Regions from separate parts of the Homo sapiens genome. Here all the other regions are linked to region 1. A link is a contact called in ENCODE Hi-C or POLR2A ChIA-PET data. All regions are on one chromosome and are shown on one strand. Each heading gives the region's core, a stretch centred on a gene start or an enhancer-like site at or near the end of the contact. The rest is flanking DNA. Distances are from core to core; before and after follow the strand shown.

Evidence for each region. A loop is a pair of places that touch in the nucleus more often than their neighbours do. ChIA-PET counts read pairs that join two places held with the same protein, here RNA polymerase II (POLR2A). Pooled maps may share reads with other maps.
Region 2: a loop to region 1 is called in a pooled map, with 8 times the contacts of the local background. The contact joins the enhancer-like site here to the promoter of ULK1 in region 1. A Hi-C loop is called at or near these places in 1 of 168 maps with a recorded cell type or tissue (B cell), 2 of 37 single-sample maps with no recorded cell type and 4 of 50 pooled maps. POLR2A ChIA-PET finds 5 or more read pairs at or near these places in 2 of 52 experiments (Panc1 and activated naive CD4-positive, alpha-beta T cell).
Region 3: a pooled map shows a loop between it and region 1 (4-fold over the local background). The contact joins the enhancer-like site here to the promoter of ULK1 in region 1. A Hi-C loop is called at or near these places in 5 of 50 pooled maps. POLR2A ChIA-PET finds 5 or more read pairs at or near these places in 5 of 52 experiments (Caco-2, H1, OCI-LY7 and 2 more).
Region 4: a loop to region 1 is called in a pooled map, with 4 times the contacts of the local background. The contact joins the enhancer-like site here to the promoter of ULK1 in region 1. A Hi-C loop is called at or near these places in 3 of 50 pooled maps. POLR2A ChIA-PET finds 5 or more read pairs at or near these places in 2 of 52 experiments (MCF 10A and WTC11).

What each region holds. Positions count from the first base shown.
Region 1 is chr12:131,893,122-131,895,992 of GRCh38, forward strand. It overlaps ULK1 (unc-51 like autophagy activating kinase 1), which reads left to right and starts at 1,501. Exons shown (of 28, transcript NM_003565.4): 1 at 1,501-1,991; 2 at 2,480-2,572; 3 at 2,662-2,703. The coding sequence starts at 1,881. It overlaps LOC124903059 (a long non-coding RNA gene), which reads right to left and starts at 1,037. Exons shown (of 2, transcript XR_007063538.1): 1 at 726-1,037; 2 at 1-454. RefSeq lists silencers at 1,171-1,220, 1,251-1,760, 2,828-2,871.
Region 2 is chr12:131,772,619-131,775,489 of GRCh38, forward strand. All of the region lies in intron 13 of SFSWAP (splicing factor SWAP), which reads left to right. Among named protein-coding and RNA genes, the nearest start is that of MMP17, 54 kb to the right of the region's middle. RefSeq lists enhancers at 818-1,443, 1,175-1,364, 1,444-2,068. Within about 2 kb of position 1,458, at least 6 of the 41 ENCODE cell types and tissues checked have a DNase peak (open chromatin) inside an H3K27ac peak, as active enhancers do; they include B cell, where a contact is called at or near this core.
Region 3 is chr12:131,999,701-132,002,571 of GRCh38, forward strand. All of the region lies in intron 12 of EP400 (E1A binding protein p400), which reads left to right. Among named protein-coding and RNA genes, the nearest start is that of SNORA49, 30 kb to the right of the region's middle. Within about 2 kb of position 1,384, at least 2 of the 41 ENCODE cell types and tissues checked have a DNase peak (open chromatin) inside an H3K27ac peak, as active enhancers do.
Region 4 is chr12:131,807,574-131,810,444 of GRCh38, forward strand. No RefSeq gene overlaps it. Among named protein-coding and RNA genes, the nearest start is that of MMP17, 19 kb to the right of the region's middle. Within about 2 kb of position 1,383, at least 6 of the 41 ENCODE cell types and tissues checked have a DNase peak (open chromatin) inside an H3K27ac peak, as active enhancers do.

The DNA.
Region 1 (2,871 bases), core at 251-2,750:
GCTCGGTGGCTTCTGGCCCCCAGTCCAGGGTCGGGAGTCTGTGTGTCCTGCGGCCTGGAGGATGAGCTGGGTGCAGGTAAAAGGCATCCAGGACTTGCTGATCCAGCCCAGGGCATCAGGCTGTCCAGCTGCTGGGCTGCTCTGGGAGGCAGCATGGAGGGTCCTGGCTGAAGTGTGTGTTTCTGGGCTGTTACTTTAGGACTGTACTGAAGGCTGGGTTGGTGAGCATTGTTTAGAATCATGCATTTGCAAAAGCAGTGCTTGCACGTGGTGAAAGCCATTCCAACTAGCGCGCAACGTGTACGGTGAACAGCACTAACTTTTCCCCGGTCCTCTCTCCCAGAGCAATCGCTGTTGGCTGTGTCTTCTGTGAGTGAGCCCCCGGGCTCTTTTGGCTGCCGGCGGTGTGACTTTGGACACATTCTCCAACTTTTCTCCGCCTTGATTTCCTCATCTGTAAAACAGGGACATAACAGCAAGTGCCTCGTGGAATCATTGAATGGATGCACTAATCGCTGGAAAGTGCGCTGCTTGGCCTAAGTGATGAGTTAGCTGTCATTATAGTTAGGAACGACCATGTACACATTACAGGCGTTTCACACACACACACATCCCAATCCTACCGCTTTCTTAAAACGACAGACAGTACAGTGCCCTGTTCCATATTTTGCTTTTACTTAATTATAATCTTTGGAGAACTCACCCTTGAGCACAGGTATATTTACCTCTGTGCAGTGTTCCACAGGACCGATGCGCAGCCCATCTAGCTAACCTTTCCTCCCCAGCGGATTTATGGGCTATGTCGTTGGTTTGGGTGACAACTTTTTGGTCTACAATTTTTTTTTTTTTTTTTGCAATTTGGCATTATGGAACTCAACTTTAAATGCCTAACCTCTAACTCAGCCATTCTATTTCTAAGAATTAATTCTGCGCAGTCCCCCGTTTTGGGAACATTTCCCACGCCTGTTCTCCATTCTCCTGTAGAAGGGGAACAGGGAGCGGGAAGGAGGGGAACAGGGAAGGGGAGGGAGGGGAACAGGGAGGGGGGACAGGAGGGAGGAGAACAGGCAGTGGGGGCGGGAGGGGAGCGGGGGGGAAGGCATGGGAGGGGGCGGAAGGGAGGGGGCAGGGAGGGAGAGAGGTGATGGGAAGGGGAAAAGGAGGGAGGAGGACGGAGAGAGGGGAAAGGAGGGAGGGGAGCAGAGAAGAAGCGGGGCGGGGAAGGGGCGGGGAAGGGGCGTGGAAGGGAGTGGGGCAAGGAATCAACACTGAGCCCCGTGGCCCGCTCCCGGGTCAGCGCGCCTCTCTGCTCTCACCGGGGCGGGTCCGCTGTTGGCCCCACCCACTCCCAGCCCACCCGGCCCCGCAATGGCCCGGCCCAGCCGCCCACCCCCCCGACAGGCCCCGCCCCATTCCCCGCCCCCCGTCTGTTCGTCACGCCCGGCTCTGCCGCTCCGTCCCGCAGGCCCCGCCCTCATCCCGCCTCCCGGCCCGGCGCGCAGTGCGGCTGCGCGGGCGTCTCAGGCTCTGAGGCCCGGGCGCCGCGGCTCTTTTGTTTCTCCGTTGGGGCCGAGCCCGGGCCCTAGTTGGAGCCGGAGTCGGAGTCGGAGTCGGATCCGGATTCGGATTAGCAGCCCGGGAAGAGTGCCGTGGCACAGGCGCCGGAGGGAGCGCGACCCTCGGACCCCGCCTGGCCCGCGGGGCTGGGACCCGGCCCCGGCCTGCCCGATGGGGCGCGCGGCCCCGGAGATGCGCCCTCGCCCGGCCCCGCGCCCCCGGCCCCGCGCCCCCGGCCCGCCCGCCCCGGCCCGCGCCTCCGCCTGAGTCCCCCGCGCCTTGGCCCGCCACCCCCCGCCCCGCGCCCCCGGCCCGCCTGCGCCATGGAGCCCGGCCGCGGCGGCACAGAGACCGTGGGCAAGTTCGAGTTCTCCCGCAAGGACCTGATCGGCCACGGCGCCTTCGCGGTGGTCTTCAAGGGCCGCCACCGCGAGGTGAGGCCCCCGTCCGGCCCGGGATCCCCCGCCCAGGATCCCCTGCCCCTGCATCCCCGCCCCGAGATTCCCCGCCTGTCCCGGGACCCCCCCACGCCTCCCGAGAGCCCCACTCGACTTTCCAGGCCGACCCCCACCCCAGGATCCCCACCCCGCGACCCCCAGCCCGACTTTCCAGTTCAGACTCCCGCCCCGAGATCCGCTGCCGGGCTTTCCAGCCCAGATCCTCACTCCGAGACCCCCAGCCCGACTTTCCTGTCCAAACCCTCACCCCGGGACACCCCGCAACCTGGTCCCACAGCCGGCTTTCGAGGCTGGATCCCTACCCCAGGACCCCCAGCGCGATCCTCAACCTGGCTCCCCACTCGGCCTTCCAGTCCCGGGATTCCCAACCGGGATCATCTCAGGGCCCCACCTGTGTGGACTGGGGTCTGGGGGAGGCCTGCGAGGGGCAGCCCTGGCCTTGAAGGTGCACGTTTGGCTTTCAGAAGCACGATTTGGAGGTCGCCGTCAAGTGCATTAACAAGAAGAACCTCGCCAAGTCTCAGACGCTGCTGGGGAAGGAAATCAAAATCCTGAAGGTGAGCCAGTGCTGGGGGAGGGGGCGTGGGCGTGGGCGTGGGCAAGCCCCCCTCCCCACACTGATAACAAACTTGGGTTTCTGTCCTAGGAACTGAAACATGAAAACATCGTGGCCCTGTACGACTTCCAGGTAAGGCCTCTGGGCTGCGGTCTGCTGGGGACCGGGCTGGGGGACTGTGGCCCCAGGTGCTGGATCCCCTGGTGAGCACTGGTGTTGAGCCTGTCCAGGCTGGGGTCTACTGGGCCCCTGGAGACTCCACCCTGGGTCCAGGCCTGGGCTGGTGCTGGCTCTTGCTGT
Region 2 (2,871 bases), core at 208-2,707, 120 kb before region 1:
GCTGGCCTCACGGCAGCCTCCAAGCATATTACAATGCTCTTTTAGCTCTGCCATCTGGGAGTGGGTGTCTGTGACCCCTGGAGCCTCAGAAAGCCTGTGTTACAATCAGTGTTGAGTGTTAATCAGCTCAGTGGAGGGTCAGGGTGACAGCCTTTACACCCTGCCCTCTTGGTACCTGAGTTCTTGTCCGGCGTCCAGCAAGAATCAGGTCACACGAACGAATTAAAGGGTGGTGAATATGGAGGACTTTATTGAGCTGTGGAAGTGGCTCTCAGCAGAAAGGGAAGCTGACAAGGGGGTACAGCAGGAAGATAATTTTCCCCTGGAGTCTGGCCATCCCTCAGCCAAACTCCTCTCCAACATCCAGCTGCTTCCTCTCCTCTCTTTGCTCAGATGCTTTCTCTTCTGTGTGTGTCCCCTTTGTCTGGAGTCTGGGGTTCTTATGGGCACAGGATAGGGGGCAGAGCAGGCCAAAAGGCAACATTCAGGTGGGAAAACAGGGATAGTTGTCACTTTGGGCCACGGGTCCAGGCTTGAGTGTGAAGCCCTCACCAGTATTTCCCTGCCTCCTGCCTGTATCACATACATTCTCTCTTCATTCCTAGTGTGTGTTCGTAATCCAGGATGAAGAGAAGGGAGAAGTCTTCATTGAACCCCTTTTTTCATGCGGTCATTTACATAGTAGCAACAGACTGCAGGATGATTTCTTAGATTCCACAAATTTTTTTTCTTTTTCTTTTTGAGAGAGTCTCACTCTGTCGCCCGAGCTAGAATGCAGTGGTACCATCACAGCTCACTGCAGCCTTGACCTCCCGGCCTGAAGCACTCCTCCTACCTCAGCCTCCAAAGTAGCTAGGACTTACATGCACTTGCCACCATGCCCAGCTAAATTTTTTTGTATTTTTGGTAGAGATGGGATTTTGCTATATTGCCCAGACTGGTCTTGAACTCCTGGCCTCAAGCAGTTCTCCCGCCTTGGCCTCTCAAGATGCTAGGATGACAGGCATGAGCCACTGCACCCAGCCCACAAATGTTTTCAAGTTACTGATCTGCCAAGTTTACAATTCCAGTAAGAGTTTGAAAAGGAAATAGGAACTGAAACCTGCCTGTGTTTGCTGAATCTCTGCTGTGTGCTAGGTGCTGAGGTGCTTTGGGATATGCATTAGAAGCTTGCTTGTTAACCAGTGACCATGACTGCATTTGAGCTGTTGCTGTTCACACATGGGCATTTCCATCAGGACAGCACAGCCAGGAGGAGAGTGGCGGCTCCGGGACCTGGGGCTCAGGCGAGGCCTTGAGGAGCTTACCAGAATAGTGAGGGCCCACGAGGGCCAAAGACCCACAAGTGGTAAAGGACAGGTGGCCCCACTCAGGAAGACACTTTCTCAGGCAGAACCGGAATGACAATGGGAGGCCAGTTGTGGAGAGCCTGGGACGCCAGAATAAGTGAGCACGAGAGACCGACAGGATGAGAGCCGCATTTCCGCTGAGACAGTGTGGCTGCGGGGCACGGGGCGCTGGAGCAGAGTGGAGGCAGGGGTGGGAGGATGCACCTGGGCAGGACGTGGTAGGGCAGTGGGGCTGGGTGAAGGGATGGAGAGCAACGCCGCAGTGTTGGTTATCCCTTTCATAGTTAATGTAGTGTCCTTCACAAATAAGATTTCTTTTATTTTCAAATACAATCAGATACAAAGTCAGTCTGCTTTTGAGCGGTTTGTTTTGCCACAGTAGGAAATAATCGTTGCTGGTTCATGTGCTAATTTTGTTGCCAAATACTTCATCGTGACACAGGGGGACTAATCAATGTTAATTTCCAGTGTTACAGAAGTGGCCGGCGGTAAGCTGTTAATGCTCTCATAAATGACCATTTTTCAGAAGTTATTTGCTTTGTCCCGGACTCTACCTAAACCAATGTACGTCTGCCCCCCTACATTCAAACATGACTTCCGTTTTGATCATTTTTGCTGGAATATTAAAAATGCATCTCAAAGGCAGCTGTGGTTTCTGGGAAGCTGTGTTTGGCATCAGTCCTTGTTCACTTTTAGCACTTGAAGCTGAAAAAAGCAGTAATGTCAACATAATGAACCATCTTAATTCAGCCTGGCAGAGGTCACAACAGCTCTAGTTTTCACCTTCATGGTGAAGGATGATCGTGTTGTTGGAATAAATAGACCTGGACTTGATTACAAGTGACATTTGAAAGTGTTGATTCAGATTGTCCCGTCGCTTCAAAATGGAGCCCTAGTCTTTAAGCACAGTGGTGAGATAAGTATTATTAATGACAGGCATTAGTTAGGATAAAGGCAAAAAAAAAAGTTTGGAGGCTCAAATCATTAAGTTGGCAGTAGAAATATGAATAGAAACTCAGCTGGAGAGTTGACTCCTCGCACTCCTGTTTGTCTTGACTGTGCCTCAGATGGCGTCTCGCGCCCGTTTGGTTTTGTCTTTCACAGACGTTTGCCAGGGACCATGTTTTTCCATCTCCCCTCTGTTTTAACACAGCGCCTTACCAATCACACACCAAATTAGTGCAGTGATTTTGTGAGCGTGGAGAGAGTAAATGAGGAGAGTTCTTCACCAGAAAAAGACAGCAAAGACGTGTTTCTCTTCCTTCTCGTCACAGAACAAACTCCTTACTCGAGGGTGGAGTATGTGTCTCAGCTCTCCTTCTCTTCAGCTCTCTCTTTGTTTTCCTGGGGAAATCCCGGGCCTTGTTGAAAGGACCTGCAGCAGCTCTGACTTCCCGAACACTCACAGGTGCCCGTGTTGAGGTTCCCAATGGCGTCTTTCAGCCCCTGGGCCGGCTTGCTTTCTGCGCAGCGTGTGCTCCTGATGTAGAGGCCGTGGATACTGGCATTTTTTTAGTGCATC
Region 3 (2,871 bases), core at 134-2,633, 110 kb after region 1:
AGTGCTGGGGTTACAGGCTGAGCCACCGTGCCTGGCCCTCATACATTAAATTGAGGAATATGACTTTTTCTTTTCTTCATAGTCAATTATGATAGTCAAATTTTCTAGGAATTTCTTTATTTCATCTACATTTTAAAATTTATTGGCATACATTGTCAATAATTTCTCCTTACAGTGTTTCCGATCTTGGCTGTGTTTGTATGTATGTCCCTTCTTTCTCCTAATACTGTGTATTTATGCCTGTTTTCTTGATAGTCTTGTCAAAAGTTTGTCAGATTCTTTTTTTTTTTTTTTAATCTGGCGCCTGTATATTGTTTTCTGTTTTGTTTCTGCTCGTAGTATTTCTTTTTTAAAAACATCTTTTTCTGAGTTTTTAACTTGGATGACTAGCTTCCTAATTTTCATCAGCTCATTAATATAAACATTTAAGGGTCTGAATTTTTCCGTAATACTGCTTTAGCTGAATATCATATTTATTATTCAGTTTTAAATATTTTCTGATTTCCCCTGTATATATATTTTATTGACCCATGAGTTATTTAGAAGGATGTTTCTTAATTTCCAAACAATACAGGGTTTTCAATATATATTTTTATTATTATTCTACATTAATTGCATTTTGATCAGACAGAAGATGTATGGGATTCTCACTGACCTGGATTTTGTTGAGGTAGGTTTTGAATGGACCAGTTTATAAACATTCCATACATGCTTTAAAACAACATGCATTCATCAGGTTATGGTACAATTCTCTCTCTCAGTCCACCAGGTAGAACTTGTTGATTGCATTATCCAGTTCTTATCCTTACTGATTTTTGTCTTCTTGCTCTATCAATTACTGAGAGAAGTATGTTAAAATGTTCCATTATGATAATGAGTACCTATTTCTCCTTAAGTTTCTGTCAGTTTTCATTTTATGTATTTTGAGACTATGTTAGTATGTGCATATATAGGTTTAGAATTGTTATCCTATTACGTCATCAGTTTTACTTGATTCTAGATAATTTTATCACATCTGTGTTCTATTTTATGAATTCTCTTTTAAGCTCTTCCTAGTCTTTTGTTAACCCATTGATTAAGTGTTAAATTCCAGTTACCAGTTTGTTTTAAGACATTCCCAATGGTTTTTTAGAAAACCTACATGAAATTTTAAAATTATCTCTTGCTCTGTATTCAGACTTTCAGTCATCTCTTTTATTTCTTCAAATATGAAATTTTATAATCTCTGCCTAATAATTGCATGGGTGATGTTTTTGCAGGTCTGATTCTGCTGTCGTTTATGAATCCTGGTTTCTGCTGATGGTACATTGTTTCCTAGCGTACTTTGTGATTTTTGACAATTTATTGGTGTAGGGACCAGCCCCACAGGGTCGGTGGGTTTCTTCCCACCGTGTGTGGAGACGAGAGATTGTGGAAATAAAGACACGAGACAAAGAGATAAAAGAAAAGACAGCTGGGCCCAGGGGACCACTCCCACCAAGACGCGGAGACTGGTAGTGGCCCCGAATGTCTGGCTGCGCTATTATTTATTGGATACAAAGCAAAAGGGGCAGGGTAAATAGTGTGAGTCATCTCCAATGATAGGTAGGGTCACGTGGGTTACGTGTCCACTGGACAGGGGGCCCTCCCCTGCCTGGCAGCCGAGGCAGAGAGAGAGAGACAGCTTACGCCATTATTTCTGCATATCAGAGACTTTTAGTACTTTCACTAATTTTGCTACTGTTATCTAAAAGGCAGAGCCACGTGTACAGGATGGAACATGAAAGCAGACTAGGAGTGTGACCACTGAAGCACAGCATCACAGGGAGACGGTTAGGCCTCCGGATAACTGTGCGTGGGCCTGACTGATGTCAGGGCCTCCACAAGAGGTGGAGGAGTAGAGTCTTCTCTAAACTCCCCACAAGGAAAGGGAGACTCCCTTTCCCGGTCCGCTAAGTAGCAGGTGTTTTTCCTTGACACTGAGGCTACAACAGGCGTCTTCCCAGATCCTGGCGTTACCGCTAGACCCAGGAGCCCTCTGGTGGCCCTGTCCGGGCATAACAGAAGGCTCGCACTCTTGTCTTCTGGTCACTCCTCACTATGTCTCCTCAGCTCCTATCTCTGTATGGGCTGGCTTTTCCTAGGTTATGATTATAGAGCGAGGATTATTATAATATTGGAATAAAGAGTAATTGCTACAAACTAGTGATTAATGATATTCGTATATAATCATGTCTATGATCTAGATCTAGTATAACTCTTGTTGTTTTATATATTTTATTACACTGGAACAGCTCGTGCCCTCGGTCTCTTGCCTCGGCACCTGGATGGCTTGCCGCCCACATATTGGAACTTCATTGTGGAAGTTACTTTAGGCCTGACAGTGAAGGAGTTTCCTCTAGAGAGAGTTTCTGTTAACTTCTGATCTGTGTTCTTTTGTAAAGCATGTCTCTTGTAAACAGCATATAGTTGGTCTTCTCTGCCCTACAGTTTATTCTAATGTCCCTATGTCTCTAAATTGGAGTGTTTAGTACATTTGTATTAAATTTAAGCCTGTTCTATTAATAATTGGGCCTAGATCTATCCTAATTTTAAAATTTATCTTGTATTTTCTCACCTGTTCTTTAGTCAATCTCTTTATGGTTAAAGCATCAGGCAAGTATTTACAAATTATTTCATTTCCTCTTCTCTGTTAGCTTTCTGTATTCTTGTTGTAGGGGCTATCTGATTATGGTGCGCATTCTTGACTTACTAGATATCCTATTAAATTAGCGCTGTATACTCTGTGGGGCAGAGTTTGGGAGCAGCCTTGCTGGGTGGTTGTGGCACAGGTCTCCTGTGAAGATGGTTTTCAGAAGGCTTGATGTAGCAGGCTGGAGGATGCCATTCCAG
Region 4 (2,871 bases), core at 133-2,632, 86 kb before region 1:
CTCGAACTCCTGACTGCATGATCTGTCTGCCTCGGCCTCCCAAAGTGCTGGGATTACAGGTGTGAGCCACCTCTCCCAGCCTAATTTTTGTATTTTTAGTAGAGACGGGGTTTCACCATGTTGGCCAGGCTGGTCTGAAACTCCTGACCTCAGGTGATCTGCTCACCTTAGCCTCCCAAAGTGCTGGGATTACAGGTGTGAGCTACCACACCAGGCCCCTGAAAAACATTTAGTTGTACACTTTAAATGGTTGAATTGTATAGTATGTAGATTATATCAATAAAGCTGTTGTTAATTTTTTTTTTTCTGAGACAAGTTCTCACTACGTCACCCAGGCTGGAGTGCAGTGGTGCGATCTTGGCTCACTGCACCCTCCACCTCCCAGGTTCAAGCAATTCTCCTGCCTCAGCCTCCTGAGTAGCTGGGACTACAGACATGCACCACCACGCCCCACTAATTTTTGTATTTTTTGGTAGAGTTGGGGGTTTCACTGTGTTGGCCAGGCTGGTCTCGAACTCTTGGCCTCAAGTGATCCACTCACCTCGGTCTCTCAAAATGATGGGATTACAGGCTTGAGCCACCAAACTCGACCTAAACTTTTTTTTTTCTTTCTTTTTTTGAGACGGAGTCTCACTCTGTTGCCCAGGCTGGAGTGCAGTGGTGCGATCTTGGCTCCTGGGTTCCAGCGATTCTCCTGCCTCAGCCTCCAGACGGAGAAGCTGGGATTACAGGCACGTACCCCACGCCCAGCTAATTAGTTTGTTTTTTTTCGAACTCCTGACCTGAAGTAATCCGCCTACCTCGGCCTCCCAAAGTGCTGGGATTACAGGCGTGAGCCACCGCGCCCGGCCCTAAATAAACTTTCTAAAGAGACATTTGTGGCCGGGCGCGGTGGCTCACGCCTGCAATCCCAGCACTTTGGGAGGCCGAGGCGGATGGATCGCCTGAGGTCAGGAGTTCAAGACCAGCCTGGCCAACATGGTGAAACCCCGTCTCTACTAAAACACAAAAAGTTAGCTGGGCGTGGTGGCGGGCGCCTGTAGTCCCAGCTACTTGGGAGGCTGAGGTGGGAGAATCTCTTGAACCCGGGAGGCGGAGCTTGCAGTGAGCCGAGATCGCGCCCCTGCACTCCAGCCTGGGTGAGAGTGAGACCCTGTGTCAAAAAGAAAAAAAAGAGAGAGACATTTGCATTAGATCTTTGAACTGTTTCCGCTTGGCGTCTTAGAAACCTTACTCAACCCAGACAGAACCCTCTCGGGGTGAAGCTTGCGCCCCGCTGGGACCCGGAAGCAGAAGGAACAGAAGGAACAGAAGGAACAGAAGGCCGTGCGGGCGGGGTGTGAGGCAGGCGGGGGACGACCCGCCCTGAGCTGCGCTCCCCGCCCGGGCCTCTTCCGCCTCCGTTTCCTCAGCTGCCGGGAGCTGCCCGGAGAACCAGGCGCCTCCCAGTTGCTTTCGCCTCCCGCGTTGTTCGGCCAGAGCCTCGGCGCTGCTGCGTTTTGACTGGAGATCTGAACGCTGCGTTAGGCCCCTTTCCCGTGAGCAGCAGAAGCCAGTTCTCCTGCCTTAACCACGGGAATCACCGCCAGGCAGCGGGCGGTTCCCTGGAGGGCAGGGAGGGCTGGGGCCCCGGCCGCTCCAGAGGGTCCCAGGGCAGGAGGGACGCGTCGACGCCCATCCCAGCACAGGTGCGGCACGGGGCCCAGGCTGCCTCCGCCTTTTTTCTTTTCTTTTTTTTTAATTATTATACTTTAAGTTTCAGGGGACATGTGCACAACGTGCAGGTTAGTTACATATGTATACATGTGCCATGCTGCTGTGATGCACCCACTAACTCATCATCTAGCATTAGGTATATCTCCCAATGCTATCCCTCCCCCTCCCCCCACCCCACAACAGGCCCCGGTGTGTGATGTTCCCCTTCCTGTGTCCATGTGTTCTCATTGTTCAATTCCCATCTATGAGTGAGAACATGCGGTGGTTGTTTTTCTGTCCTTGCGATAGTTTGCTGAGAATGATGGTTTCCAATTTCATCCATGTCCCTACAAAGGACATGAACTCATCATTTTTTATGGCTGCATAGTATTCCATGGTGTATGTGTGCCACATTTCCTTAATCCAGTCTATCATTGTTGGACATTTGGGTTGGTTCCAAGTCTTTGCTATTGTAAATAATGCCACAATAAACATACGCGTGCATGTGTCTTTATAGCAGCATGATTTATAGTCCTTTGGGTATATACCCAGTAATGGGATGGCTGGGTCAAATGGTATTTCTAGTTCTAGATCCTTGAGGAATCGCCACACTGACTTCCACAATGGTTGAACTAGTTTACAGTCCCACCAACAGTGTCAAAGTGTTCCTATTTCTCCACATCCTCTCCAGCACCTGTTGTTTCCTGACTTTTTAATGATTGCCATTCTAACTGGCGTGAGATGGTATCTCACTGTGGTTTTGATTTGCATTTCTCTGATGGCCAGTGATGGTGAGCATTTTTTCATGTGTGTTTTGGCTGCATAAATGTCTTCTTTTGAGAAGTGTCTGTTCATGTCCTTCGCCCACTTTTTGATGGGGTTGTTTGTTTTTTTCTTGTAAATTTGTTTGAGTTCATCGTAGATTCTGGATATTAGCCCTTTGTCAGATGAGTAGGTTGTGAAAATTTTCTCCCATTCTGTAGGTTGCCTGTTCACTCTGATGGTAGTTTCTTTTGCTGTGCAGAAGCTCTTTAGTTTAATTAGATCCCATTTGTCAATTTTGGCTTTTGTTGCCATTGCTTTTGGTGTTTTAGACATGAAGTCCTTGCCCATGCCTATGTCCTGAATGGTATTGCCTAGGTTTTCTTCTAGGGTTTTTATGGTTTTAGGTCTAAC